2 separate regions of the Homo sapiens genome follow, and region 1 is linked to region 2. A link is a loop called in an ENCODE intact Hi-C map of the cell type or tissue named here. Cell type or tissue: transverse colon. All regions are shown on one strand.

Region 1 (2,500 bases), 280 kb after region 2:
AATTTCTCACACTTGTAGGGGTTGGAAATGTGGGATCAGGGTGTCAGCATGGCTGAGCTCTGGTGATGACTCTCCTGAATTGCAGACTGCACACTTCGGGTTTTATCATCTGGCAGAAGGAGGGAGAGAGCCCCCTGGGGTATCTTTTTTAAAGCCAGTAATCCCAATCATGAGGACCCCACCTTCAGGACTTAATGATGCCCCACCTCATAGTACCATTACTCTGAGGGTTAGAATTTTCACGCAAATATAGGGGGAGAAATCATAACTCTCAAGATTATATATATATTTTTCTAAAAGCTGTCATTTTCTTCCTACTTGCTCCCTCAGTCTCTCTTTTTGTGTTTTTCTGTTTAATTATCTATTTCTGTACTGTATTCCTCAAACTGAAAAGGCAAATTCCAATGCTACGAGATGCTCTATGTACAGACCCACATAAAAAGAACTGAGGGAGTGCTCAGGCCAATAGATGGAAGAAACGTGGGCTCTCAGGCCACACAAAGTCTTGCCAATTTCCACATGAGTGAGTTTAAAGCTGATCCTTCCCCAGTCCAGCTTCTGTTGAGAAGTCCAGCTTCTTATGAGGCCTAAGCCTCCTAAAGACCTTGAGGAAGAGGCACCCCACTAAACTGTGTCCAGTTTCTGGTCCCCACAAATTGTGAGATAGTATTTGTTGTTGAAAGGTGCTAAGTTTCAGGGCAATGTTGTAAGAAAGAAGCAGATAACTAGCTTCATCTCCCAGGCCCCAAGATTCTCCATCCTTCTGCTTCTCTGTCTCAGGCTCTCTGCGGCCATAGTGGTCCCTTTCTAACTTCTGCCCAACTCACACCTGTGAGATTCTTTACTAAGGGTGGCTTCTTCTGACACATTCTTTTGCAGCGCTGGCTCCCTATTGTCATTGTCATCATGGTATAAATGTCATCTCAGTGAGGCATTTGGGTCACTCCATGTCATGATTTCCCAGCTCTTCTGTCAACATTCTACTTTATATTATAGCAGTTGCTCTTTTCTTTCACGTATACTTGCTTTAGTGTTTTTGGTCACCTGTCCTCAGACTGGTCCTCAGGGTACGGTGCAGGTATGATTCAATCATTTTCTGTACCACATGTTGGGTCCACCAGGGTAGCTGGCACAGGGTGAGTGTAAGGGAAAGACTGGCTAAGTGAATGCATGGGGGAATCTCAAATTCTCCTTCCTGCTTTTGACCACTTGATAATATGGGGATCGTTAATAATAACTCAAGGTGCATGACCTCGGTGTGACTTCTTTGCTCCAGCTGCTCCAGCAAAGCTCAGTGGGCACCAAAAACCCAGAAGGCTCTCACCACCTAGAGGCCATCACTGGCACTGCAGCCCCATGCAGGAGCCTCACAGAACAAAGCTATTTTTATGTTTGGGTCCTCAAGACACTGGCTCTCCAGGGTCCCAGGGGACAAAGGAGCAGCATCCGGAGGCTCCAAGTGCGATAAGAGTAACCTTGGAAGCCTCCGTTGTCCTCTCTTTGCCTCCACCTTTTGGGGTGTGCTCTTTACTCATGAGGGACAACCCCTCATCCAGGGAAACTGTTTTCTACCACTTCCAAATGATCATCTCAAGAACACAACAGGAACTAGTATTTTCCCTGGGCTTCAGACTCAGAGTCCAGTTATATGGCACATTTCGCTCTATCTCAGCTTTATCTACCCAAGATGCCTCTGGGGTGACCATGCCTCACTCTGAAGGACTTCCAGGGAGTAGAAGCATTTTTGCAGTCTCAGAGCAAAGAGTCTTGGTTCACCAATGAAGAACAAAGGCCAGCAGACACTTATGGGTATGTGAAACCATTGAGGTCACCCACTTCAAGTACTCTTATTTATGAGGTATGAAAAGGCTTTGCTGTAGCCATTGTCTATGCTAGGCTGAGATGGGGACATAGCTCATTTCCATTTCAGGTACCTACAGAGTTGGACAGTAGGACCCCAGTCCTGTCCTCTTGAAACTGACCTGGAGATGACCCCAGCTGATGGAGAACCCTGGAAACCTGGAGGATCCTCCTGCTCATTCTCTGTGCCCCTGGACACGTAGCTAGAGGAGTGCATGCACTGGCTTATAGCAGAGCTGCCACTATTCTGGGTTTTTTTTTTTTTCCTTGTCTTATGCCTGGTTTCTGTCTGCCTCTTCTCTATCCTCGCTTCCATGATCTTTCCCTGAGAAGTGTTTCTGTGTGTGTGTCTGTGTGTGCTTATCTGAGAATATGGAGACAAAAATAGCCCATGTGGAGAAGGAGAGCACAGGGCTTTCTATTATTTAGGGGCTCTAATTTCCAGCCTCTTTTGGGGCCTCAGTTTCCCAATTTTAAAATGAGAAATTGGGATGGTTTTTCTTTTTTTTAATTTCAATAGGTTTTAGGGGAACGGGTGGTGTTTGGTTACATGGCTAAGTTCTTTAGTGGTGGTTTCTGAGATTTTGACGCACCCATCATCTGAGCAGTAAACACTACCCAGTGTGTAGCCTTTTATCCC
Region 2 (2,500 bases):
GACTCTGCACCCGCAGTGTGGCATCTCTCCCAGATTGTGTGGGGACTAGGGGAGGCTGAGGGGGGCAGATCACTTGAGGTCAGGAGTTGAAGACCAGCTTGGACAAAATGGGGAAACCCCATCTCTCCTAAAAATACAAAAATTAGCTGGGTGTGATGGCGAATGTCTGTAGTCCTAGGTACTCGGGAGGCAGAGAAAAGAGAATGGCTTGAACCTGGGAGGCCGAGGTTGTTGTCAGCTGAGATCATGCCACTGCACTCCAGCCTGGGCGACAGAGCAAGAGTCTGTCTTAAAAAAAAAATTTTGGGAGTCACTGTAAAAATATCAAATAATTTTTTTTTTTTGAGACGGAGTCTCGCTCTGTCACCCAGGCTGGAGTGCAGTGGCGCAATCTCGGCTCACTGCAAGCTCCATCTCCTGGGTTCACACCATTCTCCTGCCTCAGCCTCCTGAATAGCTGGGACTACAGGCTCCTGCCACCGTGCCTGGCTAATTTTTTGTATTTTTAGTAGAGAGGCAGTTTCACCGTGTTAGCCAGGATGGTCTCGATCTCCTGACCTTGTGATCTGCCCGCCTCAGCCTCCCAAAGGGCTGGGATTACAGGCTTGAGCCACCGTGCCCAGCCTCAAAAAGAGAGATTCAAGAATTGTAGACCAGCTAGCTATAGTTTGTAGTTTGTTCTCCGTGGGAGGGTCTTGAAGAAAAGACATTTATAAGGTGCATGAAGAAGAAAACCAAATTCAATAATTGGTTAGATGCAGTTACGTAGTTTCTTAATTGGTACAATCAAGGTGGAAATTCCCTGGTTATTTAATCAGAGTTTAAGTGGTAGTTTATAGTTGTTTAAGCTTGAATTTTGTTCCCCTAATGTAGTAATTTACCAAAAAATGCACTTGAGTTTAGATTTTTTTTTTTTTAGAAGTAGGAATCTGGGTACTAGAGCATCCTCAGTCTAATTGCCTGCCACTTAATTATTTTCACATCCCACAGGGGACTGATTTTTCCTGGCATTTTTCACATGTGCCCCAAGCAGCGCCTCAAGTGTACCCCATGTTCCTCAATTAATCATTTTATACAAAGCATGGCATAACAGTATTGAAGAGATTTTTTTCTGTTTGTAAATATTTTCCCTGAGAAGAAAGCAAAGAATAATCCCCTGACACTGTATTGTAAAAATATCTGTCCCTCTTTTGCTTTTTTTTTTCCAGAGAACTTACCAGAATGTTTTTAGGTTAAGATTACCCTTTGGAAACTTCATAGGGTGATGTGTCCTCAGCTATCCTTCAGTTTTTTTTTTCTGGGCCTGGGTTTTAGTACTTTCTGGGGATAAACCAAGATACCCACTATGGCTATGGCTATGTGTCTAGTGACTATTGTCTCTTGGGTCATTTTCTCCCATAGAACCACCTGAAGTATGGAGTGTAGCCTCTCAAGGGAGCAGGTGGCAGCCTTGGAGGTGAAAGGCATCTCCTGGTGCATGTTTGTTTTTATTTTTCTTTTTCTTTTTTTAAAGCTAACCCCTTGAGACATGAAGATTTTCTTCACCCAACCTAGCTTCCATTTTTTGGATACACATTGCTGGTCAGCCAATCAAATGCTGGTATTGAGGGCAAAACAAATAATTTCTGCCCCCTGGATTTTCTTGAGTGGGGGCAGAAAAACAGTGAAATAAAAACAGTGAAAATTTTGTAATAAAAATAAAAAATTCCAAAAGACAAAAAAACTGACCCCAGTGAGATGGCATAAAAACAAAGTAAAATGCACCTGGGGCACTCACTGGGGCATAGAGCAGTGTCTCCTGGGAGGGTGGTTATTGAGCATGTAAGTGAACAGGATGGGTTGGATGATTGGGTCTGTACATTGAAAAGATTTCTTTACTTATTTTGACCTCAGGTTTTTTCGTTTTTTCGGGTTTTTTTTTTTTTTTTTTTTTTTTTTGACGGTTTCACTCTGTTACACAGGCTGCAATGCAGTGGCTTGATCTCGGCTCACTGCAACCTCCCCCTCCTGGGTTCAAGTGATTCTCATTCCTTGGCCTCCCAAGTAGCTAGGTGCACAACACTTTGCCTGGCTAGTTTTTGTGTTTTTAGTAGAGAGGGACCAGGCTGCTCCAAAACTTCTGGTGTGAAGTGATCTCCCTGCCTTGGCCCCCAAAGTGTTGTGATTACAGGCATGAGCCACTGCACTGAGCTGTATCAGTATTTTTTACTGTGATTTGCATTTTATTAGTAGGGGCTGAAAAATAAGAAAATATTTACAAAAGACATAATAGAGATGAGTTTCAAAAATTAGTATTTAATCATATATTCTATTAGTTAATAATTCTTATTTACCTTTTTCTTTCCCAGAGTAACCTTAGGAATATTTTCAGGTGTTTTTCTGTTTGATTGTTTGTTTTTGTTTGAGATGGAGTCTAGCTCTGTCAACCAGGCTGAAGTGCAGTGGTGTTGGTAGAAGAGCTGAGGCAGGACTGGCTTGTCTGTCATAATATAAAAGAGTC

What was found. Hi-C counts contacts between places; a loop is a spot of excess contacts. Peaks named below come from ENCODE experiments on the same cell type or tissue, not always from the same donor. Only the 100,000 strongest peaks of a DNase experiment are listed, where the experiment ranks them.
Region 1: it touches region 2 in a loop (4-fold over the local background); 10 of 110 quality-filtered maps call a loop at or near these places.

The regions. Positions count from the first base shown.
Region 1 is chr19:19,996,694-19,999,193 of GRCh38, reverse strand. It overlaps the pseudogene BNIP3P12 and a transcript of ZNF682 not described here. Among named protein-coding and RNA genes, the nearest start is that of ZNF682, 42 kb to the left of the region's middle. In transverse colon, a CTCF peak has its summit at 1,323 (motif pointing left); no DNase peak of the experiment used is centred here.
Region 2 is chr19:20,273,699-20,276,198 of GRCh38, reverse strand. It overlaps LOC105372314 (a long non-coding RNA gene), which reads right to left and starts at 22. Exons shown (of 3, transcript XR_936407.3): 1 at 1-22. In transverse colon, no CTCF peak of the experiment used is centred here; no DNase peak of the experiment used is centred here.